Linked DNA regions of Mus musculus: region 2 is linked to region 1. The links are chromatin loops, found by intact Hi-C in ENCODE. Cell type or tissue: gastrocnemius. All regions are shown on one strand. Links, peaks and the distances in the headings refer to the core of each region. The heading gives the core; the rest is flanking DNA. Region 1 holds the start of Lefty2 (left-right determination factor 2). Region 2 holds the start of 9130409I23Rik (RIKEN cDNA 9130409I23 gene).

What was found. Hi-C counts contacts between places; a loop is a spot of excess contacts. Peaks named below come from ENCODE experiments on the same cell type or tissue, not always from the same donor. Only the 100,000 strongest peaks of a DNase experiment are listed, where the experiment ranks them.
Region 2: a loop joins it to region 1, with 2.3 times the contacts of the local background. A loop is called at or near these places in 8 of 42 quality-filtered maps.

The regions. Positions count from the first base shown.
Region 1 is chr1:180,886,036-180,902,431 of GRCm38, reverse strand. Lefty2 (left-right determination factor 2) reads right to left here and starts at 9,324. Exons shown (of 4, transcript NM_177099.4): 1 at 8,999-9,324; 2 at 8,051-8,297; 3 at 7,591-7,836; 4 at 3,325-4,982. The coding sequence starts at 9,248. The coding sequence ends at 4,619. In gastrocnemius, for the core only: no CTCF peak of the experiment used is centred there; a DNase peak (open chromatin) is centred at 8,028.
Region 2 is chr1:181,041,290-181,057,685 of GRCm38, reverse strand. It overlaps 9130409I23Rik (RIKEN cDNA 9130409I23 gene), which reads right to left and starts at 6,449. Exons shown (of 3, transcript NM_001033819.2): 1 at 6,286-6,449; 2 at 2,187-2,929. The coding sequence starts at 6,367. It overlaps Gm39716 (a long non-coding RNA gene), which reads left to right and starts at 5,343. Exons shown (of 2, transcript XR_003948798.1): 1 at 5,343-5,993; 2 at 9,323-10,581. It also overlaps the pseudogene Gm17967. In gastrocnemius, for the core only: a CTCF peak has its summit at 8,041 (motif pointing left); no DNase peak of the experiment used is centred there.

The DNA.
Region 1 (16,396 bases), core at 3,753-11,752:
ACTGCTCTTCCGAAGGTCCTGAGTTCAAATCTCAGCAACCACATGGTGGCTCACTACCATCCATAATGAGATCTGACACCCTCTTCTGGTGTGTCTAAAGTCAGCTACAGTGTACTTATTTATAATAATAAATAAATCTGTGGGCCACAGCAAGCAGGGACTGAGGGAGCAGGGTTGATCAGAGCGAGCGGGGCAGACCAGAGTGGGTGGGGTTGACCAGAGGAAGCAGAGGTCCTAAAGTCAATTCCCAGCAACTACATGAAGGCTCACAACCAGTTAAAGGGTACTCATATACATAAAATAAATAAATCTTTAGAAAAAAAAGAAAAAATGAATTAAAGTTCCAGTTTATTGTTGGAAGGCTGGGAATATAACTCATTCAGTATCGTGCATGAAGGACGGGGCTCCTTCCCCTCCACTGCATTACCCATGAGATGGTGCAATCCCAGCATTTGAGAGGCTGGTTATTAGGGGCACAAGTTCAAGGTCACCCATGTCTATACAGCCTGCCTGGGGACCAAGTCTCAAACAAACCAACAAAAGATTAGGCAACATTATTTCCTATGTAGGACAGACTAAGATAACCAATTTTAAAGACAAAACTGATGAAACTTTTTCATCTTTGGATTTTTGTAACCACCTCATGCAAACCAATGATACGTAGTGTGGCTAAGGGTAGCCTGGAGTAAGCTGGGCCACAGTAGTGACACAAGCCTTTCGACCCAGTCCTCTGAAGGCAGAGGCAGACAGATCTCTAAGTTTGAGGTCAGCCTGGTCTACAAAGTGAGTTCCATGACAGCCAGGGCTATAAAAGATATAGGACCCTATTTCAAACAAAACAAAACAAAACAAAAGACTATACAAACAAATACAAAATTGAAAAATTTAAAGTTCCACTTCTAATGGGGTTTGGCTTGCTGCCTATAATTATTTCCTTCTCTTAAGAAGGAAATAGAGTTTCGTGGGTTTTCCTGTAGAGGTGTAAAAGAAATATTTGTTCATACCAACTAAGGAAATTCAGACAGACCAAAGAAAGATTGACAAGTTTGGCTTTTCCACCAAAAAGGTCCTTGCCTCTGCACCAGCTCCTAGAGCAAGAGCAGAATTAATTTGCAAACAGGTTCAGAGCGCCACCTAGTGTTAAGGAACTAGAAATGGCTGTAGACGCCAGCAAAAAAAAAAAAAAAAAAAAAAAAAAAAAGGCACCAACAAAACCAGACCAGAAAAGGGTATTTAATCTCTACTCTTCCCTTACTCTTAACAAGGAATCTGCTGTTCTCTCTGTCCAACCGTGGGTAGAATTCCTTTTTAAAAAGTGTTTTTATTGATGTGCGTGGGTAATTTGTGTGCATGTATATCTGTGTATTGCATGCGTGCCTAGTACCCACAGAGACCAGAAGACAATGTTGGATCCTGTAGAAATTGAGTTACACGCAATTGTGAGTTGCCATCTGTGTTAGGAATTGAACCTGGGTCCTCTGGAAGGGTAGCCAGTGCTTTGCCATCTCCCCATCCCCACGGATGGCTTTCTTAAAAAACAGCCTAGCACATAAATAAGTTACTCTACTAAAGATTCAAAGGACTAGTCTCTGTGCATTAGTTACAAAAATTTATTTTTTGTTGTTTATTTTTAAGACTTTCAATGCAGAGTTTCTCTTTATAACAGCCCTAGCTGACCTGTTATTTGCTTCATAGACCAGGCTGGTCACGAACCTGCCTCTACTTACTGGGTGTGGAGGTTAAAGGTGTGTGCCACCGTGCCTGGCTTTAGTTACAAAGATTTAAGTGGTGATACTCATGATAGACATACACTATTGCCTAGCCTAGCTCCACAAATGCTCGCCCACCACACAACCTTAGCCTCCTCTCCTTGGCAAGGGTCAAGATACTTTCTAAAGAGGAAGTGTATGTAATGCTCAAAATACTAGTTTCCAATGAGAGCTTGCATAGGGAATTTAAACTTAGTTACTGTGGTCCTCAAGCTTCCAAACTGGAGAGACTTTGATCATCCCTGTATCATCCAATCAGGCTGTCATCATTACCCATCATCCCCTTCTGTTGAGAGTCCTAGAAATGACGTAAGACACGGTAAAAAGCTTCCCTTTAACTTTGTTTCTTCAGATTATCTATGTTTCATTGTTGTTGTTGTTGTTTTGCTAAATATGAAAAAGGCACCGTGTTGAAGTATATTCTTGCTGAAGGTAGTTCTCTAGGGGGATGTTAAACACACCCGGGTCGCGCTGACTCTGGAGTAGAACGCAATGCTCAGGGCTGCCTGTTCCCTGGGCCGTGGTGCTTCTGAGCTGAAGCCCACTGCTTCTTTTGTTTGATTGTTTGGTTTTGGTTTTTGGTTTTTGTTTTTTGAGACAGGTTTTCTCTATATAGCCCTGGCTGTCTTGGAACTCACTTTGTAGACCAGGCTGGCCTTGAACTCAGAAATCTGCCTGCCTCTGCCTCCCGAGTGCTGGGATCAAAGGCGTGCGCCACCACGCCTGGCACAACCACTGCTCCTTTTTAAAGCCACCTGAGTAACTCATAGGTTTCCGCATTGCCTTGAGTCGCCTGCTTGTGGTCAGCTCTGGAAGCTAAATATTTGACTTCCTGGCCAGCATCCCAGCCTATAGCCCTTCCTCTTCCCCACCTCTTAGTGCTTTTAGAACCAGGGCCTCAGAGTATTTGTGAAAGTCTATGGTGGGCTGATCATGACAGTGAACGCCTCTAATTCAGCTCTTGGGAAGCAGAGGCAGGAGTGGTTTTGAGTTAGAGACCATCCTGGGCTACATACTGAGACCTTGTTTCAAGAGAGGAAAACAAGTCTGGAATGGGTCAGTACCTGGTGGGCTCTTTCCAGATATTCTCCTATCTAGGGCATGTTGGAGTTCTGTTTGCTTTGTTCTGTTTTGTGTAAATTAATTTATGTATCACTTGTCGGGGTCCAGCCTCGACACAGGATTGGAGTTCTCAACTGGAAGCAGGGATATCTGGAAGGCACATAATAAACAGACACTGACAACTTTCCGAGTACAAACTGACAGGCAATTTTTCGAAGCTTAAAATTGTTCTCTCTCTCTCTCCCTCTCCCTCTGTGTGTGTGTTTGTGTGTGTGTTCTATTTCTTGCTTGCTTGTTTGCAGCTTGAGGCTGTACACACGCTCTTTTCTCCTGTGCAGTTTTCTTTTCACTCTCATGCTCATACACACCTCTGTGCGTTCCCCTTTCACTCACACACACTCTCCATACACTCTCCTCACACTCTCTCCACTCCACACTCACCTCACGCACACTGCATGCACACCCCACTCTCTCCACTCGATGACTCGCTCTCTCCCTTTCTCTTGCCCCAGTCTTTTATTGATACTCCAAATGCAGATAGGAAAAAAAGACATTGTATAATCGTTGCCAAATCAAATTCAAAACAATACCCACATCACACAAAGAATCAAGAATTATAATTGTTCCCCCAGAGTTTCAAGCTTCCCCTATTCCCAGGCCTCTGGCCAAAATAATAATTATTGCAAACTTATCATTATTTAAACTTTACCTTTTGACTTATTATACTCCAGAGCTCAGAGCTCCGAAGTCGGCTACTTGCATTTTCCCGTGAAGCTCTGACAATAAATGACATGGGCAAAGCTGCCAGGCAATGGCCAGAAAGACTCAGGTACACCCTTAACTCGGCAGTTCTGCCAGCTTTCTGCTTCTGCACATTGCACGCAGTGACCCTCCTAAGAGTCCCGGTGTTTTGGCTTAGTTTTACTAATATAAGATTTTATGTATTCTATACTTGCTTATCCAGGAAACACTCTCAAATTTTGTGCAAAACTTATTTCATAACTTCAATAGCTTTTTTCTTTTCGGGATCCCAGTGTTGGCTCTATTTCACTTTCTAATAATTTCTTCAAACTTTCTTTGCAAGTCAAACATTAATCTGAACTAACATTGCAAAGTTATTGCATTGTTTCCAAGATAAGAGCACACAGAATACATCTACAGCATGCACCTGGGCCATCAGGACTGTGCTGTGCTGTGTCCCATGCCTCAACTTTTTAATTGTTTAAGAATCATTACATCAAGGAACATCTAGTTTCATAGAATTCACCAGGGCAGAAGGAGAAAGGAGTAGGAAAGTCAAATAATATAGAATAACTATGAACACCAAGGCCAACTGAAAAGCAGTCACACACATGAAATCTATACAGCTCTTGTCTAGGGCTAAGGTTAGGAGAAATGGGAACAACGGTTTTTCACAAGGAGCTGCCGCAGGCTTCTGAGATGTCTCCCTCCCAGCCTGCTGTGGGCAGTCCCTGACATGGTACGTTGATGCCAGTAATCACGGTGTAAGAGTAAACGAGCTTTTGATTCCCCTGTTCTCACCGTAGGGTTTTGTTGTACATTAAGCTGAGTTCTGGCCAGAAAACAGACTCAGATGCGAACCTGTTCACTGCATAGCCATGTCCTTGGCTAAGTGGGGTCAGTGTGTCCTACTGGAGTGACATGATTTACCCATGTAAGTGCTTAAACTGGGTGATGGACAAGAAAACCAAGACTGTAGAGCAAAGGTCTGACGAGAGCACTAAGTTAGGACAAGCTCACTGAGAATACATCTGTGGACAGGGAGACTACAGATCTATCCCCCTGGGTATGAGCGCCCCATCTGAGGCGCAGCTACAGGTCTGCACCCTCATGTTGGGCAGGCTGACCACTTGAGGCCTGGTCCTGCCTCCCTCCTTCACACTGACAATCATGGGCAAGGAGGTCATCTCTGAGGCAACACACTGCCGAGGCCCCAGAAATGGCCACCCGATGGTCAGGGACTCTGGTAGCTGCAGGCAGCTGCCCACACATTCATACGTCAGGAACCCTGGCGGTTCTAGGATCCAGTTCTCGGCCCACTTCATCCCCTGCAGGTCCAGGTACATCTCCTGGCGACAGCATCGGGTGCCTTCAGTCACTGGTACCTCGGGGTCACAATTGCCTTGAGCTCTGTAGGGGTGAGAGAGCAAAGGTCACCTGACAGGGCAGGGAAGGAAGTCCTACCAACCATTTCCCAAGGTCTTCAAAGAGAACACTGTGAAGATTAAAGAACAAATAAATGTCTAGAACATAAAGTGCTTACTAAGAGTCTTGGTATGCCAGAACTACATATGGCCTATGTGTTATCTAGGGTGATATTTGTACTTCATCCTCAGAGGAATCCTGAAGGGAGTTCTGGTCTTAGCCTTGTTATACCTGAGGACTCTGAGACCCAAAGGTGCTCAGTGACATGATGGAGAACAAGTGAAAAGCAGAGCTAGATAGAACCGAACTTCACGACAAAGGCCTGGTCTTAAGCAACTTGTCCTCAGTGACTAGTGTCCATGGGAGATGGCGTCCAGAAAGCCCAAGGATACCAAAACGGTACAGCCTGTACATATGAACTATGCACACCCTCCTAGAAGCTTTAAACCGTACTTGGCTACCTATAATACCTAGTGAAGTTGAGCATGGTAATGCCTGCCTTTAATCTCCCTAGCACTCGGGAAGCAATGACAGACTGATCTATAAAGCTGAGGCCACACTGACCTACACAGAGTTCCCGGCCAACTACATAGTAGTGAGGACTGAGAAGGTCTTTTAAAAGCACATGCTGCTGGTGACCTGGTGACGCATGCCTGTAACCCCAGCACTAGGGAGGAGAAGATGGCAAGATCAGCGGTTCATGGTCATCCTGAGCTGTGTAAAGAATTCAAGAGCAGCTGGAGCTATATGAGACCCATGCCTCAAAATACAAAACAAGCGCTGGGCAGATTGCTCAATGGGGGAAGAGCACAAATATGAGAGCAGCCTGAGTTCAAATCCCCAGTGCCCACAGAAGGCTGGCAGGTAGTGTGCCTCAGTAATCAATATAACCCTAAAGTAAAAGAGAAGGTAGGGACAGGAGAACCTCCGGAAGCTTGCAGCCAAACTTCATGCTGAGTAACAAGGTACCCCTCTCTCAAACAAGGCCTAAGGTAGACACTGACATTCAAGGTCATCCTTTGACCACCACATGCCTGCTATAGAACAAGCACACCCACACCACAAACACACACACACACACCACATATACACACATGCACACCACACATACACACTGCACACACACACACATATACCACACATACATACACACCACTTGCACACATACTACACATACCACACATATACACATACCACATACACAACATGCACATATACTACACACATCACACATACACACCACATACACACACCACACATATACACTACACATACACCACACATATCACACACACCACACATACATACACATACCACATATACACACACCACACATACCACACATACATATACACACACCAGACATACACACATGCACAAATACTACACACACCAGACATATACACACACACACCACATATATACACACCACACATACTACACATATACACACACCACACATACACATGCACACATACTACACAAACCACATACACATATACACACACCACACATACACACTACATACACATACACCAAACATACAACACATACATACACACCCCACAAACATACACACCCCACACACATACACCACATATACCACATATACCACACATAAATACACACACCACACATACACACCCCACACACATACACACTACACACACATATACCACACATACATATACACACCACATATCACACAACACATACACAACACATGCACACCACACACACATACACCACACATTCCACATGCACCACACATACCACACATATACACATGCACACATACTTCACACAACACACATACCACATATATGCACACACACACACCCCTATACACACACACACTATAATGCTTATCAGGAGGAGCAAGATGGGGAGTAGAGAATGCTATGATAAAGATACATTGTATATATGAATAAAATTCCCCCAAAATAAAGAATTTTTAACAACAACAAAGAGTATATGCAGGGGAGGCAAGGTAGCTTAGCAGGTAAAGAGCTTGCCATGCAAAACTGATGACCTGGGCTGGATTGGATCCCTGGAACTCATATAAAGGTGACAGAGTAGAACACAGTGTGTACACACGGACACACATGCGCAATAGTAGCAAATACAAATGTTTAAAGTATATGCCTAATAAGATGGGTTTTGTTGTTGTTTGTTCTGTTTTTAGTGGTTGGTTGTTTGGTTTGGTTTGGTTTGGGTTTTTTGAAATAGGATGTCTCTGTGTGTAGCTTTAGCTATCCTTTATAGACCAGACTGGCCTCGAACTCGGGGATCTGCCTGCCTCTCCCTTCCAAGTGTGGGATTAAAAGCATGTGCCACCAATGCCTGGCTTGAAGCTAAAAATCTTCAAAGACTTACTCTTGAAGGGGACAGTGGAAATAGAATGTTATAATTCAATATTATAATACCATTTCTAAACGCACCGCTAGAAAGTATTATAGGTAGGAATGGCTCATCTCCCGGGGCAGCCTACACAGTTCACACCTAAGCTGGTACAAAATCTCGGCGCGGCTGGGGGCAGAGAGGGAGGAGGACCGGGTCTATTGCATCCCTAGCCACCCAACCTCCAGCCTACCCGTAGTCCTTGAGGTCCAGCGTGTGCAGCTCCAGCTGTGGCTCGCCCTGCCCCTTGCCGTCCGGCGTCCCCTGCGCCGCGAAACGGACCAACTTGTGTGCGCTCCAGGTCCCCGGCCCCAGATGCTCCCTCTGCACCGACACCTGGAGCAGCAGCGGCTGCCTCGGCCGGCTCAGCTGCTGCCAGAAGTTCACGGCCTCGGTCACGTCGAAGGCCTTCCAGCCGCTCTCGTGGATGGACACGAGCCTGAGACACAGCAGTGCGCGTCAGGCAAGGGGACTGGCAGGCTGTTAGGGAGGCCCTGAAGGAGGAGTCTGTCCCGTCCGGTACCCATCCCTATCATCTGCTGCTCCCCTCCCCCTGCATGGGCGAGTCCCTCACTTCCCAACTCCCCCAACACACGCGCGCACGTGCGCGCACACACACATCAGCAACAACAGCATCCAGCAGCATCCCCTACCTAGAGTCGATGAGGGCAGTGCGATTGGAGCCATCCTCACGGACTCTCAGCCATTCAATGGTGACCCGAGCCCGGGCACTGTGTGGGGACAGCCTCTCAAACCTCCGGAGAGCTGTTCTGGGCACAGGCTCCTGGAACAGCCGCAGCACAGCCTGCACCAGCTCGCTGTTAGGCGGCAGCCGCTGCTCCATTCCGAACACTAGCAGGTGAGTGGAGGTCTCTGACATCAGGAACCTGCCTGCCACCTCTGTGGACAAGGACAGAGTCAGCCGGGCCTCTCCAGGTATCACAAGACCTCTAGGATGGCAGAGCCACTGTACTTGAAGGAGGCCAGGACAGAGCCGTTACAGTTCTGTGCCTTTTTAAAATCTCCAGCAAGAGCTTGTTCACTAAACCTCCCCAAGCAAGCACAAAGAGCTTTGGGATCCAGAAGTAATGAAGCTGAAGAGAGTAGGGTCCTTATAGAAGCCGGGTCATGGATCTGGCTTTCTTTCTGATCCCAGCCCTAACGGGGAGAGGCTCCATTTAGGCTCCTGCATCTCACTAGCGGGCTATACTGTTCTCAGAATACTGGACGTTTTGTTTGCTTTTAACCCAAAGTAGCTTCAACCAGTAATTTACTTCAGTGTTCATAGCACAAGACACAGTTGGCCACTGTCCCAGATGGTCCTAGATAGTCACCCCAGAAGTCACACTACTGTCTCCAGAAGAACTGGGTCCTTGCTACACCTACCCATACCCTATGATCCTGTTTTGCCCTGCTCTATTCTTCTCTGAGTCTGGGTCTTGTCAGTCACTCCAGCCTGATGTATATCTCCTCCTGGCCTTGAGAGTCCTGAGGACTTGGTCACACCTCTCAACACACACACAAAGAAAGGGTCTACATCACCAGAGTGGGCATGGTCAGTCTGCCCTGTCTAGAGACCAGGGACAGCAGGAAGAGCTCACCTCGAAAATTCTGGCTGAACCTCTTGCCTCGGGAGCGGTCAGCGTGACTTCCCTGCAGCAGGGCCACATACTGGGACCTCACGTGGGTAGGGATGGCCATCTCCTCCACATCCGCGCTGTCCAGGGTGGGGGCCTGGCTGAGCTGCAGCTGCTGCAGTAGACTGCTCAGGACCTGTTCCTCGGTCATCGCTGCCCCAGGGCCAGCCAGGGGCAGTACCCAGAGTGCCCAGCAAAGCCACAGGGACTTCATGGCGCTGCCCAGGAGGAATCGTGGATATATGCGTCCCTAAAAGTGCCCTGAAAAGTTCTTGGGACCTAGACGGTCTGCTGAGGGCTGGCACTGGCCTTCTTTATAGTTGGCCCTGGGGTGGGGGGCAGGGAGGAAGGACAAGAAAGGTCACACCCCTGGGACCTCCTGGGAACTCAGCATGAGACAAGCCCCTGCGCCCTGAGGAGGGGCTGTCTAAGAAAGGACACAGAGAGCTGTCTGGAAGACACACGGACTGAGATTTCTGTCTGTGGGGTCACTGCCTCTCAACGATACTGTTCGCTCTTGTTGGAATTATCTGATAATATCACCGTCTGTTTTGTGGGATAGAGAATTCCTCGGGGCAAAAAACAGAGAGACTCTTTCACCAGTTGTTGAAGTACTATATTACCTGCATAGCCATGGCTGGGCTGAATTCTTCAGAAACGACTCTAGGTCAGGCGGACCCCAAACTTGTGATAATCCTCCTCCCATCATCCTCTGCATGCTAGAACTACAGCTGTGTATCACTATGCCAGACCTGTTTAAGACTCTGGAAGATTCTCCATGGGCCAGTGGAGGTCTAGATTTGTCCGTGGAGGAACAAAGAGGGGCAGAGTCCTGTATTCCAGCTGTCTCTGGTCAATTCCACAGATACCCCGGAGTCAAAGGAACCGTATACATCCTTCAGTACCCCCACGGGTCTGTCCAGGTTCGTCACGGTCCTCATCACACCCCACCCCTCCCATGCCAGAGGAAGACAGATGCCGCTAACTAGAGATTTTGCTAGCATAGTCTCAGGAAACATGAAGACTGCGCATGTCTCTCTGCTCTCAGAGTGCCACAGAATGTGCCTCTTCAGACAGCAACTCCTTCTGGGAGGGCTCGCCCACTAGGCTCATACCACAAGCGCTCAGGCTTGTGTCTTGCTCATACCACAGACTTAGAGACAGAAACCATCCAGAGGCCAAATCTGCCTGGAAACATGTCCAGTCCACAGCTGCAGGCACCTGACTGGCCCTACTTCTTCTAGCTCCCAGTTTACAACAGCTGGGTCTTGATACTTGGTAAATTTTATAAATTCTCAATGCCTTGTGTTTTTATTATCTAAAGGAGCAGTTGACAATGACAGAAGACCCTGTCTCAAAACAAATACATAACATATGCGCATGCAAGATACATCCTCAGCAGACATCCATCGTATGAGTGATCATGTGTGCCAGGCCCCATCCCAAGCTGGGAGTAGGGTTCCACACAGCCCTTACGAGGCAGGTTTTAGCTGCAAGTGCATCTTTCAGATGCTGGTCAGCTCACTACAGGACAAAGTCACCTGTCCTGTCACAGTATGCAGTTAGAGGAGACCTTGCGATACAGATATTTGCATCTGCCCCCTAAGGCCTCTCTGGCTCAGAGGTCTAAGTGTGTGCAGAAGGAAACCTTTCCTGTAGCCAATGAGAGGTGAACAATGGCCACAGAGGAGCTTAAGGGCCAAAGGGCCTGGTGGACAGGGATCACCTCTCTGCCTTCCCAGGAGGACACTGGCCCCTGGGTGTGTATGCGCTGTGTTCTACCTTTCTCAAACAACCCTGAGAGCAGAGAAAACCCTCTCAGGTTCAAGGGCTCTGGGTAACAGCCCAAACACACACACACACACACACACACACACACACACACACACACACGAGTGCATGCACGAGCACACATATGTACACATTCTCACGTACATATTAATATATGTAGAAGATTTATAGTAGTAAGTGGGTGGGCTCAGAACTTAGAAGAGGAACATAACTGCCGGGCAGGGTGGCGCACGCCTTTAATCCCAGCACTCGAGGGGCAGAGGCAGAATTTCTGAGTTCGAGGCCAGCCTGGTCTACAGAGTGAGTTCCAGGACAGCCAGGGCTATACAGAGAAACCCTGTCTCAAAAAAAAACCCAAAAAAAAAAAAAAAGAGAGGAGCAGAAATAACTCTGATAAGGCTAAGGGTCTAAGTCTCTAGTACAGCATTTGCAAGTCCTTGGTTTTGATCTCTACCACGTCAAAGAAAAGAAAAAAAAATCTGTCCCTAATCATAATAAATCATGCATGCAAGATGTGTGTGTGGTTTTGGGGTGTGTGTGTGTGTGTGTGTGTGTGTGTGTGTGTGTGTGTTGGCTTTGTTTTGTTTTGTGACAAGGTCTCATTATGTAGCCCAGGCTAGCCTTGAACTCAAAGTCCTCCTACCTCAGCCTCCCTGGTGCAGAGATTCTAGGCATGTACTACCATGCCTGGCATTGTTAACTCTTTATCCCTGGGGTAGACAGGGAGGTTTGCATTATTATTTCCACTTAATAGATGAAGACACCGAGGCGTAAAACTGTTACATGACCTGTCTAAGGGCAGATATTGACTGCCAAAGTTAGGGCTATTTGGATATATATGACAGAGAGTTTGGAGGGGTCACAGGATAGGCAGGCTGAAGTAAGAGGAAATATAGAAATCCAGGCAGCTGGCCCCAGAGAGGGAAGTCCCAGGGTCACAGACCTGCTTCTCAGTCATTTTTCTCTTATCTCCCACCTCTGTTTCCAAGGAAACTAGGTAATGCCCCAGAAGGACTTCAAATGTCTCATCTGGGGCTGGGGGTAGCTCAGTGTCTGGACGCTCACCTAGCATTCGAAAGGTCCTGAGTTCCATCCCCCAGCACAGAAAAACAGAAAAACAAAATCTAATCCCATCCTGGAGCTCACATCTCCTAATGAGGAGCCCCTGAAATATAAGACCCCCACTCTGTATCCGGCTTTCTTCAAAAGGAACACCGCCGCTGCCTTCCTTTGCAAGTGATTAACAGGGAAGGGACTTTATAGGATGCTAACATTTGGGGCTTTAGTCAAGCCAAACGGCACAGAGGTGTCACATTTACAGGCCACCAGAACGTGAGGTCCTTCGTCCCTGGAAGCTCTTCTGGGCTGGTGTGCCTTAAATATGCAAGAGTTCACCACCCTTGCAATGGGCGAAAGGAAACCCTGTGGCTTATCATCGTAGCTGGCTTCGTGTCAAAATGTAACACCCAAGGCCCTGCTGTGTTCAGTAAGACCTTCTGTGCCAGAGCCAAAGGACAGGCATCTGGGGCAGATGCTTTCTGACTTGCAGATGTACACAGGGGATCTCTACCGCCACCTCAAGGACACCTTGGGTCTGAGGCCTTCTGGGGCACCCAGAGTGATCAGCAATAGAATAGCTAAGCCTAGGAAGTTCAGAATTGGGCCCTGGGTAGAAGAGGAACTGCATAGTCATTATTTGGCCTCGCTAAGGACCTGGGATAGGGAATCTCAGCTTTCTGAATCCGTCCTCTGCTTTGCAGAGAGTGTTTTTCTCTGTGTGTCTACTGCATATGTGTGTTTCCTCGCCCCCAATAAAAACACCTTGTTTTTTAAAAATATATCTTTATATTTACTTATTTTATGTATGTGAGTACATTGTGGTTCTCCTCGGACGCACCAGAAGAGGGCACACACCAGAGGACGGCATCGGATCCTATTACAGATGGTTGTGAGCCACCACATGGCTGCTGGGAATTGAGCTCAGGACCTCTGGAACAAGAGCCAGTGATCATAACCGCTGAGCCATCTCTCTAGCCTATAAAAACACCTTTTTTTTTTTTTAAGTTAAAAAGAAAAAACCTGGAATACCTGGGAGTCGCTTTAGGGACTCAGAATCCCTGGGCCCTGAGGCTGAATTGGCGAACCCTTCCCCAGAGCACTCCTGGGGTGACCTCTAGGGGCGTGCATAGGTGATCCACACTGAGAAACTAAGCCCCCTTCCCAATTTAGGGAACGCCCCATCATCATCGCCTGGTGATGTTCAGTATCAATGAAGGACTGGTCTAGACAAACCATCCTCTTTCCCTGCTAGTGTGTAGAACCAGACATCTCAGAGCAGAAACTAACTATCCAGACAGTGTAGATGGTACAGAGAAAACAGTCTCGGAGGGGCTGCAGCATTCCAGGGTCACACGGGACTGATACACAGACACTCAAAGGTCATAGCTCTTCCCACACCTCAAACTCTGTCTGCTGCTGGCTTTACTGCCAGATGCCATCCATCAGCAGCAGGCAGCTTGGGAACCCAGACGACTCGGGGTCCAATGGGGGCAGGGCAGTGTAAAACGCAGACAGAAAAACAGAGGGTCAATCTCCCAGAGTCGATCTTCCCAAGACTCCTGGATGTGGATTCCCAGGAGCCCTCGGAGTTCTGTTGGGGAAATACAGTGATTGGGCAATTAGCCACGGCCCAAAGAAGGAAGCAGATGTGGATTAGGAAACTTTTACAGTGGGCAGATTGCCCAAGTAGGGGGAGGGTGGGGCTACTTTTGTGATGCAAAAGCTAGGCCTCTCCCTCATATTGTGGATCTGAGTGGGACGGGGTGTCTGAGGTGGAGCCCGGCCCGGCCTGAAAGCCGGAAAGCACCTCCGGTCCTAGAAAGCTGTGTAAATCAGACCTCTCCCCCAAGGGCTTCTAAGGCGGGGACAGGGCAGACTTCTTTGAGGTTGCAGAGGTGCCCCCTCCTCCACCACAGCCCCGCCCTTCGGAGCTTCTATGCTGCGAATGTTCTGAGTGGTCACAGAAGTGCTGTGGCAAAATACAAACACTTGAGGCCACCACCTGATGTGTGTTCCTTAGGGCCGGTGCACAAGCACCGAACGAACTCCCCACAACCCTGTTCGCTCCATCCTCTGGGGCCCATAGTCCAGGGCGAGTCATTCCACACAGTGGGGCATCACAGAGCCTCCATGCAAAACACCTCCGTGCTTCAGGGTTGGCCCTGTGCCTTCCCTTTCCACGGCCTACTGTTCTGTCACTCTCTACCAGGCCAGTGTGCTCCAGAAGTTGATATTTGAGTCACCTGTGAGACCTGTGGCCTCCTGAACCCTGGCTGCCTAGATTTCACTAGAGACAGGGTCCAGACATCAGAAGGTAAAGATTCTTCTGTTGGAGACATAGGGCAGAGGGGACAGGGGTGTGTCAGAGCAGTCAGTCCAGTGAGACAAATGTCTAAATCAGATTAGAGGATTATTCCATTCATAGACAACCCAGCCCTTCCAGAGGATGGTACCTCCGCTTCCTGACTACCTCTGACGCAAAGAAAGAAAAGGATGGGGGAGGGGAAAGAGAGGGTACCACACATAGGACAACAACCTTGACCTGAGATCTGTTTTGGGTTTTCTCTGTCCTGTCTAGAAATTTTAGAGTAGGGACAGACAGTAGCTCTTTTACTTTCTTACTACTCTGTTATACGCAAGAGAAAAAAAATGTATAATACTCAATGCTCCGAAGCTAATGAGAGACCTATTGAGTTGGAATTATCTAGGGATTGGAATACAGTTCAACAGGAGAGTGCTTGCCTACATATGCAAAGCTCTGAGTTCAATCCCTAGCAAAGACAGACAGAGAGAGAAAGGGAGAAGAGAATAAAAATTAAGGGCTGGCAGGATGGTTCGCCATGCGAAGATGCTTGCCACCAAGCCAAACAGTCCAAGTTCAATCCCCAGAATGGTAGAGAGAACTGACTCCTGTAACTTGTCCCCTGATCTCTGCAGGAGTGTCATGACTTGTGTGTGCATGCACTCAACAAATGAATTAGGAAGAGAGAAACAGAGACAGAGACAGAGAGGCTCAGAACCCTAGGAGCCACTGTTGAGCTGGGTCAGCAGAGTCTCTTCCATAGGACCCCAGTTTGGTTCCCAGGCTCCGCATCAGGTGGTTCAAAACCTCCCATAAATCCAACTCCAGGGAATTCAACAGCCTCTCCTGGCCGTCCTGGGCACCCGCGCACACGTGGTAGACAGCCACGCAGATACGCTTAAATTAAAAGTAAATTTAAAAGAATACAGAAATCACATTGGAAATTTTCCTGGGATGTAACTCAGCTGGCCTAGCTCCAGATCCTGGGTTCAGATGCAGCGCTGCAGACAAAGAAGAAAGAAGAAAGCATTAGCCCTAGAATTGCCTCCATCTTCTTCTAAATCCCTGTCCCCTCACCTACCTCCTCCTCCCGAATACCTCTCCGTATCTTTCCCCATCACCTATGGAACTTTCCACTTCTAAGACAGGGGCTATTTGGGACCGTCTTGTCTTCCTTCCATTTCTACATCTTGCACAAGGGTCTCCACCATGCCCTTGGCCAGGCACCAGGGCGGCACCTCCCTCTCCCAGACAGAATTTCCTCTACTCCACAGCCCAGCTCAGATCCTGGTAGCCAACCCGAGTGCTGGCATTCTGGCCTGCTCACTTGCCCTCACCTTTCTATACCATTCTCCTCTCTAATTTATCTTACCAGTGTGGGTGTGGTGTGGTGATTGTATATGTGTGTGGTGTGTATGTATGTGTATGTGTTTGTATGAGTGTAGTGTGTGTAGTGTGGTGAGTGTGTTTGTATGAGTGTAGTGTATGTGTGGTATGGCATGTGTGTGGTGCAGTGCATGCATGTATGTGTGTATTTGTACATGTGTGTGTGGTTTGTGGGGTGTATGGTAAGTGAGTGTGTGTTGTGGTTGTTGTGTGGTGTGGTAAGTGTGTGTATGTGTGTGTGTAGTGTGGTGTGTGTGTGTGGTGTGGTGTGTGTGTGTTTGTGTGTGTGTGATGAGTGTGTGGTGTAGTGCATTTGTGTATGTGTGTGTGTTTCTGTAAGTTCAAAGCCAGCCAGCCTGGCCTACATAGTGAGTTTCAGGACAACCAGACCTATATATAGAGAGAGACCCTGTCTTAAACAAAACAAAATATAATTCTGATTTGACAAGTTCCAGTATCATCTCCTTGGGAGTGTGAAGGATGGAGCCCGGGACACAGTGCATACTAGGGAAGGACGCCGCCATGAGCCATGCCTCAGCTCAGTTCCTTCCTGAAAACTCTTTCCTCATGGTGGCATCTCTCCTCATCCTTCTCTGTGACAGCTGGGCGGTGTTCTCTCCCTCAGGGCAGCAGAGACAGGCATGCCAATCTCTGGTATAGAGAAGCAGCCCTGTGTGGTCCTCCAGTCAAGTGGGAACAAATAGTGCCAAGGAAGTCATCTCACACAGCCCTCCTGGGAGGGAAGATGATACAAAAGAATGAAGAGAAGAGACAGGAAGGGGAGAGGGTCCCTGAGCAGTAAGAAGTGAGAAACTGGAACCATG
Region 2 (16,396 bases), core at 4,380-12,379, 150 kb before region 1:
GACAGAGTTTCTCTGTGTATCCTAGCTGTCCTGTACTAGCTCTGTAGACCAGGCTAACCTTGAACTTGGAGACCTACCTACCTCTGCCTCCCAGGTACTGGAATTGAAAGTGTATGCCATCATACCCACCATTGTATATGAGTTACACTTCAATAAAGCTACTACAAGTCCTAAGAGTTGGAGGTGTAGCTCAGTGATACCATGTTTGCCTAGCATGCCTGAGGCCATGGTTTCATCTCTAGTAACACTAACAAGCAAATGAACAAATAAAATGCCTACTTTATTATGGCATCCCCAGCAATCATTTCATAGCTGCACAAATGTCATTACTATAGTTAACTGTAATAAATACCAGGAAATTATTAAGAAACAAAGTACAACGTTCCTAGATATAAACCATAGAAAGAGCAAGGCAAGCTGGACTAGTGAAATCTAGGGTTGTTTGTAAGATTAGCTCAGAAAAAGAAGAAAGCAACAAGAAAGAGAGACTTGAATAGTTGTGGGTGTACCATGAGCCTTAAGTCAAGATGTCTAAACTGAACTAAAGTTTCAGTATCCAGAGGGCTACAGAAAGTTACCCAAACTTTCCCATGTAGCTTTTGGGAAAAAAAAACCCCTGGGTTTTCAAACTAATACCAACTTTGTCTCTTGGGTAGACCTAGTTAAAAAAATAAAAATAAAAATTCTAGGCTAGAGAGATGGCTCAGCAATTGAGAGCACCTTCCATCCTTGTAGAAGGCCTGAGTGAGTTCAGTTCTCAGCACCCATGTGACAGCTCACAAGGGCCTGTAACTCCAGTTCCAGGGTATATGACACCTCCTGTGCTTTCCCTGAGCACCTAACATGCATGTGGTCCACACATATATATGCAGACATTCACACATGCACAACAAAAAATAAAATCCTTAAAAAAATAAAAATTCACCTGCCCAGTCATAGATCAACAAAAGCCACACTGGAGATTCCGGACAGATCGATACCAAGACATTGGAGGCTAGTGTTACACTACGCATGCTCAGGGTTGGGGTCATACAGGTATCTGCTTCTTTCCTCAAATCGTTTATTGTAAAAATGCAAATCCCACTGAACAGCTGAAAGGATCATCAAACAGCTCTCATGCACCCTTCGCCAGCTCGAAGGTGTGGCACAGGTGCCCGTGACACACAGTTACCCTCTGTAATGCCAGTCTGCATGAGACACAGCCGCCTTCTTTCTTCTCCTTGTGGAACCCATTGAAATTAGGTCGCAGATGGCATGCATGAGTTCCGGAGAAGTTAACATTGGTATTTCATCCCTCAGTAGCTCAATATGTGTTTCTAAAAGGTGTCAGTCTGCCAAGCACAGAACACTGATCTACCTTATGCTATACAAGTCTGAGCAAGGGAGAGATGATAGTCCATGCTAGGAACATAACAGAGCATTGCAAACAGATGTCTACCCTTTTTTTTTTTTTTTTTTTTTTTTTCAGAAAACTTACGCAGGATTTCCTGGTTCTCATGGACAAATCAACTAGCACCACGTGACCATGTACCGCATTGTCACAAGGTAGTCACAGCATTTCATAAGCCACACACCATCTTAGCAGATCCCACCAGTTGAAGAGCTCCTCTAACTCAGGTTGCTGCTCATGTCACAGAAGGATTTGATTTCTAATTCTGAGTTTGTGATGATTGAATGAAAATGGCCCCCATAGGAAGGATTAGGGAGTATGGCTGTGTTTTAGAAGGTGTGTCCCTGAAGGGGGGGGGGATTTGAGGTATCAAAAGCACATGCCAGGTCCAGTCTCACTCAGTACCATGCCTCCCTGCCTGCTACCATGCTCTCTGCCATGATGATCATGAAGCCGTACCAAGACCCCCAGTTAAATGCTTTCTTTTCTAAGTTGCCTTGTTCATGGTGTCTCTTCACAGCAATAGGACAGTAGCTAGGACAGAGTTATTTTACTGCCTAACAGATTGTACACATCTGCCGATACTTCTGAGCCATGAGCGTAAGAATGTAAAAGACTGTACCCTTGGTCAAACTAGCCTGTCAGATAGCAGATGATATTATGCTTTGATTTTCATTTTGATGAGCAGCATTGGCTACTAAAATATACTAACTTTCATTAAACAATGAGCAAGTGAAGATTAATTTGGGTTAGGTCGCTATTAGAAATGAAAATATTTACCAAACACTTTACTTACCAAGGGAAGGTCTTTTCCAGGAATGTTGGGGAAGTCATGGTGCTCGTTGTGATAGCCCACATTGAAGGTGAGCAAGTTCAGAGGCCCATAATAGGAGAATGTTTCCTGGTCCTTTAAGAACATGTAATGGTCCCCTATAAGATTGCCACTTATTGGGTGCAAACCCAGACCAAGCATGGAGGCTACCAGCATGTAGACTAAGGATTTAACCCCAAAGACATAGTAAACTATAATGTCAAAGGTGATCTGAACAACAGTATTGATGATTTCCAGATAAGAAATTGGTTTGCGGTTGATAAATAGAAGTCGAAAAGTAATAAAGAGAGGTTGAAAAGCAATCCAGACAAGCTTCCTGTAAGCGGTGCAGAAGAACCAGCCCTCGAGATAGTGAGGAACACCTACGTCGACACCATCAACTCCAAGGAATCGATGGTGGTCCGTGTGGTATTTCTTAAAGGAAATCGAGCATGGAATCCCAATCGGGAGGTTAGCAAATATTCCAAACCAGCGGTTCCACAGTGCTTTGCGGTGGCCAAAGGGGAAATTATGAGAGATCTCATGAGAAGCTATAATTAGTGAGTGGTTAATAGAACCACCAAATACATAGGCACAAAATATGACCCATTTCCACTCCAAGTCTTTGACTAAGTACAACAAAGCCAGCTGGATAAGAATTATTATGGTTATGATCCAGATCAGGTTAGGGTCCGGTTTCATCAAAGATTTTATCTCTGGATATTTTGCTGTAAGAAAAGAAAACACAAGAATAGTTAGGTGGAGATTAGTGTAATTATAATTACCATCAAGTATATTTAGGTGGACACACTGAAGAAATTCTAGTTAAAGGAGTTGGGAGATGACTCGATGGGCGCGAAAACTTGCTATAAAAGCGCCTTCCTTTAAACACGCACAGCGATGAACTGAAACTGTATCAAAGACCTAATGATAAAATCCCAAATCTCCAAAGACAACATTCAAGTTAATCCTCATGACCTCTTTGGTTTTTAAACTGCATATGATTTCTTTTCTTCTGCGAATAATGCCACTGAAAAGGGGGAGACTATTGATGGGAGACATTGATGTAGACTGTATAGGAGCCTTTAAAGCTTGCACAAATAAGTAACAAATCCAATTTAAAAAGTGTAAAGCTGGCAAGATGGCTCAGAGGTTAAGAGCACTGACTGCTCTTCCAGGGGTCCTGAGTTCAATTCCCAGCAAGCACATGGTGGCTCACAACCATTTGTAATGATATCTGATGTCCTCTTCTGCTGTGTCTGAAGACAGCTGTCCCCATACTCATAAAAATAAATCAATTTTTTTTAAATTGTAAAACTGTCTGAACAGATATTTCTCCAGCTAATCTTGGTTGTCAGCTTGATTGTCTGTGGAATTAGCTTAAACCCAGGCCACTGGGCATAGCTGTGAGGGATTTCTCTTGGTTGGATTGTTTGAGGTGCAAGACCCATCCTAGATCTGAGGCAAACGTTCTGGTGGCAGCCCACATGAAAGGACACGGAGGAAGCAAGCTTTTGCTTTTTGCCTGCTTGCCCTCACTCTCACTGGCAAGCCCATCTACTCTGCTGCTGAGGCCCTTCTTTGCTGCCATTAGGCCCTGCCTCTTTGTTATTCCAATGTAGAGGGAACATCTCTGGGACTCCAGCATCAGAGTGTGACTGCCAAGACATTCATTTTCTTTAACTGAATAACTATTGTAACCTTGGCCTTTCCATCAGGAGACAGCCATTGCTGGGATGCTCAGGCCAGCAGCTCTAAGCCACACTAATAAACGTCTCCCTGCCTTTGCTACCCCTGTGCCAGGATTACTCTTCTGTGCCACTGGGCCTGGCTTTCATCTGGGAGCTGGGCATCTGAATTCCGGTCATGATGCCTGCATCACAAACACTGTATTGACTGAGCTATGTCTCTAAGGCCACTTCATTCTTATTTGTCATAGCTTAACAATACACTCTGTGTAAACACACCACTGTCTCCATTGATGGTCACATCGGTTAAACCCACAACTTAACTATTGTGAATGTCACAACATATATGAAAGTGCAGGTTTCTCATTTGTGTGCTGACTGCATTCACTTTGGAAGTGTAACAGGAAGTGAGAGAAAATTTTACGTGGTAGATCTATTGTGAGATTATGATGGGAGGAAAACCACTATTTTTCTTAAAATTAATTTTTAGAAAATCCATATTGTCCTTTATAGTAAGTGCATATAGCTTATGACCCCCGTAGCAGGGTGCAAGCAAGCCTTTTCTCTGTTTATGTTTCTGTGATGGCTTGCAACCCAGCAGGAACCATGGAGGCCACCAGAGGAACAGAAGGTTTCTGCTGTGCCAGAAACCGGAATCTCCACAGAGTTTAAGATAAAACCCCTGAGGAAGATGCTTGCCCTAAAGACACTTTGGAAGGCAAAGAGGAAGCTTATCTGTGAAAGACAAATAAAGGCCGATATATAGAGAACTGGCATTGATATGGCTAGGTTGGCAAGGATGGCTGGAAACTCCTATACCTGCAGAACCATCAGAGCCCAAGGCACCAAGGCTATGGACTCCACAACGTGCTGCAGCTTCTCTGCTTCTACCAGGTCTTCAATGACAGACACCTTTGTTAAATTCAACAAGACTTCAGTCCACACCCTGGGAATTGGGGAACGCACATGGAAGGACCCCAACCAGAAGTTGGTAAATGAGCTAATCTACAAGCCTGGTTAGGGCAAAATCAATAAGAAGAGAATTGCCTCGACAGATAATTCTTTGATTGCTCGATCTCTTGAGAAATACGGCATCATTTGCATAAAGAATATAATTCCTGGGATCTATACAATTCAAGGAAGCAAACAGCCTCCCATGGCCCAAATATCGTCTCCAAGAGGTGGAATGAAGGAAAAATAAAAAAGACCACACATTCACTAGAAGATGCAGATGCTGTAGACCAGACAGACAGGCTTATGTGAAGGATGGAGGAAGGGTCCCCTGGGTATTTCTGTAAGCTGGTCAGTTAATAAACAGCGACTGCTTGTTGGGGTGGGGGACAGAAAAGGGGGGAAAAGTGAGAGAACAGGAGAGAGAATGGGGTAAGAAAGCCAGAGCTAGAGAGAGGGGGAAGGGAAGGAGGGGGAGGGGGAGGTAATGAGAGAGAGAGAGAGAGAGAGAGAGAGAGAGAGAGAGAACAGTAAGTAGCACCCCCGGACTTCTTCCCGGATGCAGAGCAAGTGCTCTGGGTTCTTTCCTTATTCAGCAGGATGCTGGCTGCGGCCTCACGTGGGCTGCTCCAGCATTCAACCATCCAGTACATCCCCAGCCCCACCTCCGTGAATTCTCTGCCCAGCACCTCACTCTCAGTAGTTTCTGCAGCTCCCATTGCTGAGAACCAGTTTTGTCCCTTTTCTGGCATCCTTGCTTTACATAAAATTTTAGTTTATTTTGAGATTTTTTTTTTTTTGAGCATGTTTGGTCGATCAGGCATTTCTGTCAATTTTGTGACGTGGACTTCTTAGAAAGTGACCAAAGTTTCAGAAATACACTATCATGTCGACGTAACTCAAGCAACGGCCCTGGTTTTCTTCCCGATGGCCATCCATCTCTGTTCCCAGAAAGGAAATCCTGAGCAGCACTCATTCCTCCTCGAATATGGTCGAATTTTCATGGAGAAATATAAAGTCCTTTCTGCTTTTCAAATGGGATGGCTAGATTTGTGGGGAAAGTCCCCCTCTTGTAACAAGAATCGATGACAACTTCCCGTTTCTTTGACTTTCCCCGGCTACCGGTGAGAACACCGAATTCCATTGTTTGAGGGTGAGTTTTCATGTAGGTGGATATCACACTATTAATTATTATCAATAATTATTTTTATTTTTATGCAATATGTATATAGCATAGATAAGATTGTCGTATGTCGTTTCCTATCAACTATGCATAAGTGATTTGCAATATGCTCAAATCAAGGGTTCTCTCTCTCACACTCAAGCTCTCCTGGGTAAACGAAATGGGACTAGAACTCAAAACGAACCACAAGGCTCTGCATCCTGGGTACTGGGATGAAAGGTCTTCCCCCCCCCCCCACACACACACACACAGGCAATCTCACCCAATATCTCCCGACGTCGATCATTATGCAGCCGATCATTGTACACCCACTCAGCATCTTCCAGTGATGCGAGTTTCCTCATGGCTGGTGTGCACACCTGCCCTAGGATCTGCTCCAGGTGCAACTCCGAGAGGGTGACAGGATCAATAGCAGCTGTGGCCTGCATCTCTTATCCCCTTCACAGGCTGAGTAATACCTTTGAGGAGGTGCTAAACACCACCCAGTCACCAGCCCGGCCTGGTCAGCTGACTCTGCAGGCTGTGCCTCCAGGGTCTGAGGTTTGGATGTACCCTCCTGCAGTCTATGGGTATCACTGACCCTGCACGTAAAGGCCAGGCCTCTGCCCTAGCACGGCTGCAGCCATTTTGTTCCATGCCTGCCAACTTTTTCATAGTGTACTTGTAAAATGCCTGTCAGTTATTGGCACAGAAAAATAACTTGACTCAGAGCCGGGTTGTGCTGTGAGTCCCCTGTTACAGTCTGTATGAGTTTGTTGATATTTTTCTTTTTCTTTTTTGTTTTTGTTTTTGTTTTTCGAGACAGGGTTTCTCTGTGTCCTGGAACTCACTCTGTAGACCAAGCTGGCCTCAAACTCAGAAATACGTCTGCCTCTGCCTCCCAAGTGCTGGGATTAAAGGCGTGCACCACCACTGCCAGTCAAGGTTTGTTAATCTTAAAAGAAAAAAAAAATCACAAAGTTTTACGTAGCACCCTTTGTATTAGAGGTCAATATGAACTGTTATGTCTGCATTGGCTTGAGTCAGGACTGACTACCCAGCAGCATTCCCAGCACCTGCGTATGAACTCATTGTGGTTTTGTTGTAGTTTTGTTTTGGTTTGTTTTGTTTTTGTTTTTTTGTTTTTGGTGTGGTTTTATCCTTTATAAACTGATATAAAAAATAATGTTCAAGGTCGTAGCTTCAGCGCCTCCCCCTTCCCCCCCCCCCCCGAATTCTGAACTACAGCCCTGATGGATCAGTCTTAGAATATGCATTCAATAAACCATCCCTGTTGGACTGAGATGGGTGTTCGTGTGTTTCGTGGGGCAATTCCTGGACCCCAACATTTGGTACATTGGCCGGGAAGCCCCCTACCCTGGAACATCCCTCAGTTACTGACAGTGAATGCCAGGAAGCCAGCTGGCCCTCTATGAGGAGGAAAGTTTTTTTTGTTTTTTGGTAGCTTCCCAGTTCTTTTTCTTAGTTTGGTCTTGTTTCTGGTACCTTTTGGTGACTCAAGTAAAGACAGCTGGACACAGTAATGCTCCCTGGTCAGGAGGACAGAGGATGCTCCGAATCTCCTCTTGGCTAGGTGGTCAGAATAAAATCCACCCCTTTGGACAAAGGCTTAGTCTTTAGATCTAAAAATAAATACACTTAATTCTTGAAATTATATATAAAGAGAAAGGAGATTATAGGTGTAATTTACCCACTAAGATATTTAGTTTTAAATTTTCAAAAGGATCTTTTAAAATTTCAATTGAAAGATAAAACTTTTTTTGTTGTCGAGAGGTTTTGCCCTAGGAAAGATATAACCTGCCAGAAAAGGCCATCCCTTTCCCAGAGGTAAGCAGTTGGGACAGGGTTTTGGTTTTATCTTCCCAGGAGAATAAAAGCACCCAACTAAGGAATCTGGGACCACAGGGCAACTGAAACATCTGAAGAAAAAGGCCAGGCCAGCAAGAGAAAATGTCCCCCCACTCCCTCCCCCCAAAAAAGAGTAAGTTGGCTAAGTGGTATTGCTGCCCTCTACAGACATAAGTGGCAACTGCTCTTCATGTGGTCCCAATTCAATTAAGGAAAGCTGGCTTTGGGTTTGGAGAGAGGCTCTCTCCTAATCTAAACCCACACATGCTTGTTAAAGGAAAATCTAAAATCTTTGTCTCATATCAGAAGAACCACCTGGTATCAGACAGAGGAAAAAAGAGAAAGACTAGTTTTTTTTTAATTAGGTATTTTCTTCATTTACATTTCCAATGCTATCCCAAAAGTACCCCCATACTCCCCCCACCCACTCCCCTACCCACCCACTCCCATTTCTTGGCCCTGGTGTTCCCCTGTACTGAAGCATATAAAGTTTGCAAGACCAAGGGGTCTCTCTTTCCAATGATGGCCAACTAGGCCATCTTCTGCTACATATGCAGCTAGAGACATGAGCTCTGGGGTACTGGTTAGTTCATATTGTTGTTCCACCTATAGGGTTGCAGACCCCTTTAGCTCCTTGGGTATTTTCTCTAGCTCCTCCATTGGGGGCCCTGTATTACATCCAATAGCTGACTGTGAGCATCCACTTCGGTGTTTGCCAGGCACTGGCATAGTCTCACAAAAGACAGCTATATCAGGGTCCGAGAAAGACTAGTTTATTGCCAGTAATACAATCCTCTTTTGGTTGTCATCTGACTCTCCAAAACTTTCTTAAGATAAAAGTATCTAAACATGCGTACGATTATTACTTACATATAAACTTTCTACCGTGATGCTAGTGGTCATACAGAATATTCACTAATTCTAGAAATAAGCTTCATCCAGCTTCCTGTATGTGTTTTCAGGTTTGAGTCTGAAGCAGGTAACCAGGAACTGCTGAATATGGCAATTAAAATGTTTAGATTTTCTACCATTCCCAACAGTAACCTTTGAGGTTCCCCGAGGAGATGAAGGGACCCTGCAACAACGAATCCACCTGGATTGTGGTACCGCCAACTACTGGGCAAAAGTGCCCCAGGCCTCTTCTGCCACCAGGTTCTGCACAGTGGACACCTGTGGGTTTGCTACTGTGTTCTACCTAGCCAGGACTGCTACTGAGCTGACAAACACCACCCAAAGATCAGCTTTGGACGACAGATTGCTCAGGACATTCAAACTGCTGAGTTCATATGGGGCTGATACGAACACTTTACAGAACTTTGAACTCAAAAGACTCCATTCTAAGGCTGCCGAATACAACCACGTTGGGCTTTGTGGAGAGCTTGGCAGAAATAGCCTCATTATTGTAAATAGTTTTACTGTGTTTGAGTTAAAAATCTTTCCTTTTTATTTAGGCAAGAAGAATATAGGAATAATAGAAGTAGAAGGAAGAAGACGTGGAGCCACATGACTGAGGACTGAGACTTCTGAAACAATCCGAACACTTCCTGGGTTCAAACCCAGGACAAGTCTCACTCAGCACCTGCGGCTCCTTTTGGACTCGGCTCCTCTCTCGCTCTCCTTCCCCCCCTCTCCTCTCATGGTCTGGTTTAGCCTGCCAGCCCCATCCAACCTGGACTGTTCCCTCTGCCTGCTTCCTCCTTTATATTCACCATAAAGCCATTCTCCACATTTCAGGGATGGTCAATGTCCCCCCTTCATCTCATCTTTCATTCACTGAGGACCCAATCAATAGCCTGTGGTGAAGATTGATCGCTGAATTATATTTAAATGCTATAGGGTACCAGTGAATATGTTTGGTATAATGACTGGGTCTCTTTGCATTTGTGAGGTCAAGTGTGCCAGAGAAATCTGGCTTGTCCAACAAAGCCATTCCCTTAGTAATCTGTTGACCCACTTGGATGGCCATTATCACCACATTTTTCCCTTCTAGATTTTAGTTTGGTTTAGTTTAGTTCATTGGTGGGAACACATGTGCACAGGCCTGTGGAGTTCAGAGTTCAATGTTCAGTGTCCTTCCCTATGACTCTCCACCTTGGTTTTCTAACCCAGGCCTCTGACTGAACCTGGAACTCACCAGTGTGCCAAACTAGCTGATAAGTCCTGCCTGTCTCCTCATCCTCTAGCACTGGGTTTGATTTCAACACGTGAAACCACACCTATGAGTGTTGTGTGTCCACATTCATCTTTCTTACCCACTGAGCCACTTCCCTAAGCCACTAGATTTTAACTGTCATCTCTGCATATGTATGGGGTGGTGGCAGCATAGGTTTTGAAACTACATAGGGCACCATAAGAGGGCAAGCTTTGAGTGAGGAATGAAGGGAGGGGAGATGAGTGAATCACGGAACACATGTGACAGAAACAAAGAAGGGACTACTTGGGGTGTGTGTGTGAGAGTGAAACTGTTGGGGTGAGGCATGGAAAGGGGAGAGAGGAGAAAAGGAACAGAGGTTAACGCACAACTAAATGTGACTTCTCCCTGCTGGAGCACCCAGGAGAGCTACTGGATGAGAAAGGGCTTTGTTGTTTGATTGATTGATTGATTGATTGATTGATTGAGGAAACCACACAGCCCAGGCTAGCTGCTAAGGGAAATAACAATGTATTATAGCATGCTGATTTTTTATATAAAAAAAGAAAGAACAAAATACTGTGCTAGTGTCTTTTTTGCTCATATATGGATAAAGACCCCTCCCCAACTAACACAATAACTAAAAACAAGCATTTTATTTTTCAGTTGAGCTATGCAAGGAGGAACAATGGTTCTAAATAAAACTTTAACATGATGTGAGGTTTCCAGCCTTGATTGTGGTGGTGACAGAAATGCTAACGTGGTCAAAAGTAACTAAAACAGTGCAAAATGTGGCTCAGGGTACAGTAGCGTCCAGGGACAATACTCAGCACCAATATAAATACACAAGTGAATTCTGTACACTGAAGATGGGTACTCTATTATTCAGGGTTCTCAAGAGGAACAGAGCCAATTGTGTGTGTGTGTGTGTGTGTGTGTGTGTGTGTGTGTGTGTAAAGGAGATTTATTAGAGTGCTTTACAGAATGTGGTCCCCCAGTCCAACAATGACTGACTATGACAATGGAAGGACCAAGAATCCAGTAGCTGTTCAGTCAAAGAAGCTGAATGTCTCAGCTGGTCTTCAGTACACGCTGGAATCCTGAAGAATTAGGTTTTCATGCCAGTGAAGGAATGGACTTGCTATCAGGGGTGAAAGCAAGAAGCCAAAGAGTTCCTTCTTCCATGTCTTCTATATAGGCTGCCAGCATAAGATGTGTCCCAGATTAGAGATGGATCTTTCCACCTCAAAAGATCTGTATTGCAAATGGGTCTTCCCACTTCAAATTATTTCATTAAGAAAATAAATCCCTCTACCCCAACGCTGGGGAGGCAGAGGCAGGCAGGTCTCTCTGAGTCCAAGTCCAGCTAGTTTTGTGCAGTAACTTCCAGGTCAGCTAGAGCTACATAGTGAGACCTTGTCTCCCCAACAGCAACCACCAGCAAGCCAGGGGTAGCCGCACACACACACCCTTACTCCCTGCGCCTGGGAGGCAGAGGCAGAGGCCAGCCTGATCTATGGAGGGAGTTCCAGGACAGTCAGGGCTACACAGAGAAACTCTGTCTCAAAACAAACAAGAGAACAAAAACCCCATCACCACCACCAAACAAAATCTCACTAGATACCAAGCCTGCAGCTTCCTTGACCTTGTACTTTCTGTCTACCAGAACTAAGAGAGACGAATTATGTGGCATTTTTTAGAGTAGCTTTAATGGGTAAAGACATTTATGTTGGGGTCTAGGAGTCACCCCAGAAACCACAGGGGCACCAATCTTAGTTAAACAGGGATGGTTTGTTGAATGTACACCCCAATACTGATCGTCCAGAGCAACAGCTCAAAGCTGTGTGCTGGACATTTCTCAGGATAAAACTCCAAAACCCACAATGAGCTCATACACAGGTGTTGGAAGTGCTGCCCGGTGGTTAGCCCTGACTCAAGCCAATTTAAACATAACAGTTCATATCAACCTTTAGTTTGATGGGCCCTACATGAAGCTTATAGTTGTGGAATTTCCTAGCAGTAACAAACCTCATAACATACAGAACATAACAAGGTATGTAGTCAGCATGACCCTGCTCTGAGTCGTTATTTTTCTGCATTAATAACTGGCAGGCATATTACAGCAACAATATGAAATAGCTGGCAGTTGTGGAACAAAATGGCTACAGCTATGCTAGGTGGGTAGGCTTCAACGATTAGCAAAAAAAAAAAAAAAAAAAAAAAAAAAAAAAAAACCTCATAAATTATACTTATACAAAGCAGTACGCACTTGCAACAGCTGAACCTTGGGTTTCAACAACAGTGACTAAGAGATGGAGAAACAGCACACTGTCAGAAGATTGCTGGCCAGGTTTTGAACATCTTCCTAACACAACTGAGGAATAGAATACAAAATGAAATGTATATATTTAATGCACTCTTCCTCCGTGACTAGTCTATATACATGTCCTCCTCACAGCCAGGATAAGGAATGTTTTCTTTAATTTCTATACTATTACCCAAACACATCCAGGACTAAGACAACCGGTGACCCACTTCCTACTCCCAGATTGAACTTGCCTCTTTGCGCAATCATTTGAGCGGGAACAGATTGCCTCCATTCTGTTGAGCAAGGCTCATGATTTTTCAGCCTTGTTTTTGAGACGTCCACAGGTGTATATACTTGTTATCGTAGCAGGATCCCATCATGGGAGGTTTGATAACCTCTCATCTATACTGTATCTGGCTGTGCTATAGAAGAGTCATGGACAGGTCTTTCCCTAGAAAGAGTACAGAGAAACAATGTGGCTAAGTTTTCCCACATCCTCACCTGAATTAATACGGCCAGGTTTTGTTTACAAATTTAGCGGTATTTGTTCTAAAGCTTGCTGGCCACTCTATTATCTTTGTGGAGATTCTGTCTAGATCTCAGTGCCTGAAGTTGTTGGTTTGTGGCCCCATCTTGGTCCTTTTCCACTGACCTCACCTCACCAGGGCTTGGACCTAGCAGGCCATAGTTTTTGTATTGCAGCTGATGTGCCTTGAAATTATGCAATCAGCCTATCGTCCCTGGATCTTGGCTATGAAGGCATCCTCAAAATTACCGGGAACAAAAGAAGGCTGAGCTATGGAATAAGCTCGTAGTAGAAGCAGCTCTTGTGCTCTTCTAAGCTGGCCTACTTCTGCCATGACTGCCATGGGGGCTGGCAGTTTCTTGGCTGTTGTGCTGTTACTGTTGCTGGAGGCAGCACCCAGGGCCTCCCTCCCATGAGCAAGCCACTGTCAGTGAGCAAACTCAGAGCTTCCTGGGAAGGTCTTGAGGTCAATCATGTTGATTTCTTTGGACTCTTCTTTCCTGCCACGTTCCTCTGTTCTCCCTGGTAGCCTAGGGGTGCAGTATAGCTTGATGCTCTCAGGGAGCTGCTAGTCTCCTAGCTGCTAAGCAGCTAATGTCTAGTACTCTCTGAGGACTCTTCGTATTGAAGTTTTCCTGAAGTCTTTTCTACAGAGTCCATTCTTTTTCGTTTCTTTGTTGTTGTTGTTGTTCTTGTTTGTAGAACATGATTTTAATATTTTCAACTGTTAATATTCAACAGACAGAATAATTATTTTAAGATATATTTCATTGTTATGTCTCCCTTTTCATTTATGATTTTATTAATTTGGATACTGTTTCTGTGCCCTCTGGTTAGTCTGGCTAAGGGTTTATCTATTTTGTTGATTTTCTCAAAGAACCAGCTCCTGGTTTTATTGATTTTTTTGTATAGTTCTTTTTGTTTCTATTTGGTTGATTTCAGCCCTGAGTTTGATTATTTCCTGCAGTCTATTCCTATTGGGTGTATTTGCTTCCTTTTGTTCTAGAGCTTTCAGGTGTGCTGTCAAGCTGCTAATGTAAGTTTTTTTCAGTTTCTTTTTGGAGGCACTCAGAGCTATGAGTTTTCCTCTTACCACTGCTTTCATTGTGTCCCATAAGTTTTGGTATGATGTGTCTTCATTTTCATTAAATTCCAAAAAGCCTTTAATTTTTTTCTTTATTTCTTCCTTGACCAAATTATCATTGAGTAGAGCATTATTCAACTTCCATGTGAATGTGTGCTTTCCATTGTCTTTATTGGTATTTAAGACTAGCCTTAGTCCATGGTGATGTGATAGGGTAAATGGGATTACTTCAATCTTCTTGTATCTATTGAGGCCTGTTTTGTGACCAATTATATGGTCAGTTTTGGAGAAGGTACCATGAGGTGCTGAGAAGAAGGTATATTCTTTTGCGTTAGGATGAAATGTTCTATAAACATCTGTTAGATCCATTTGGTTCATAACTTCTGTTAGTTTCACTGTGTCTCTGTTTAGTTTCTGTTCCATGATCTGTCCATTGCTGAGAGTGGGGTGTTGAAGTCTCCCAGTATTATTGTGTGGGGTGCAATGTGTGATTTGAGCTTTAGTAAAGTTTCTTTTATGAATATGGATGCCCTTGCATTTGGAGCATAGATGTTCAGAATTGAGAGCTCATCTTGGTAGATTTTTCCTTTGACCAGTATGAAGTGTCCTTCCTTATCTTTTTTGATAACTTTTGGTTGAAAGTTGATTTTATTCATTATTAGAATGGCTACTCCAGCTTGTTTCTTGGGACCGTTTGCTTGGAAAATTGTTTTCCAGGCTTTTACTCTGAGGTAGTGTCTGTCTTTGTCACTGAGGTGCATTTCCTGTATGCAGCAAAACGCTGTGTCCTGTTTACGTATCCAGTCTGTTAGTCTATGCCTTTTTATTGGGGACTTGAGTCCATTGATGTTAAGAGATATTAAGGAAAAGTGATTATTACTCTCGGTTATTTTTGTTGTTATAGGTAGCATTCTGTTTGTGCAGCCATCTTCTTTTGGGTTTGTTGAAAGATTACCTTCTTGTTTTTCCTTGGGTTGGTGTTTTCCATCCATTATCCTTTGTAGGGATGGATTTATGGAAAGATGTTATGTAAATTTGGTTTTGTCATGGAATATCTTGTTTTCTCCATCTATGGTAACTGAGAGTTTTGCTGGATATAGTATCCTGGGCTGGCATTTGTGTTCTCTTAAGGTCTGTATGACATCTGCCCAGGATCTTCTAGTTTTCATAGTTGCTGGTGAGAAGTCTCGTGTAATTCTGATACGTCTGCCTTTATATGATACTTGACCTTTTCCCCTTACTGCTTTTAATATTCTTTTTTTGTTTAGTACATTTGGTGTTTTGATTATTATGTGATGGGAGGAATTTCTTTTCTGGTCCAGTCTATTTGGAGTTCTTTAGGCCTCTTGTGTGTTTATGGGCATCTCTTTCTTTAGGTTAGGGAAGTTTTCTTCTATAATTTTGTTGAAGATATTTACTGGCCCTTTAAGTTGGGAATCTTTGCTCTCTTCTATTCCTATTATCCTTAGGTTTGGTCTTCTCATTGAGTCCTGGATTTCCTGGATGTTTTGGGTTAGGAGCTTTTTGCATTTTGCATTTTCTTTGACTGTTGTGTCAATGTTTTCTATGGTATCTTCTGCACCTGAGATTCTCTCTTCTATCTCATGTATTCTGTTATGCTTGCATCTATGACCCCTGACCTCTTTCCTAGGTTTTCTATCTCCAGGGTTCTCTCCCTTTGTGGTTTCTATTTCCATTTTTAGGTCTTGGATGGTTTTGTTCAATTCCTTCACCTATTTGATTGTGTTTTCCTGTAATTCTTTAAGGGATTTTTGTGTTTCTTCTACCTGTTTACCTGTGTTCTCCTGTATTTCTTTAAGGGAATTGTTTATGTCCTTCTTAAAGTCCTCTATCATCATTATGAGAAGTGATTTTAGATCCAAATCTTGCTTTTCCAGTGTGATAGTGTATCCAGGACTTGCTATGGTGGGAGAATTGGGTTCTGATGATGCCAAATAACCTTGGATTCTGTTGCTTATATTCTTACCCTTGTCACCTGCCATCTGATTATCTCTAGTGCTACCTGCCCTCGATATATCTGACTGGAGCCTGTCCTTCCTGTGATCCTGGTTGTGTCAGAACTCCTCAGAGTTCAGCTGTCTCTGTGATCCTGAGATTCTGGGTATGTTAGAGCTCCTGGGAGTCAAGCTGCCTCTGAGACCCTGAGATCCTGGTGTGACCAAACAAACTCCTGTGATCCTGTGATCCTGGGTGTGTTAGAACACCTGAGAGTGAAGCTTCCTCTGGGTGTTAAGGGACTGGCTGTGGAGTTTGCTCCCAAGGTCTGCTCAGGGCACCAGCTACAGAGTCCATTCTTAAGGAATGGATTTAGAGCTCTTTTCTTATGGCTTGCCTTTCCCCATGAGAAAAATTCTAAGACATTTTTCTCAAGTTAAGGGAAAGGGTGGTAGCTTGCTTTTCATTGAAGGAACCTGTTTGCCCACAGTGCTCTGAATTCAGCTCCCTGAGCTGGTCT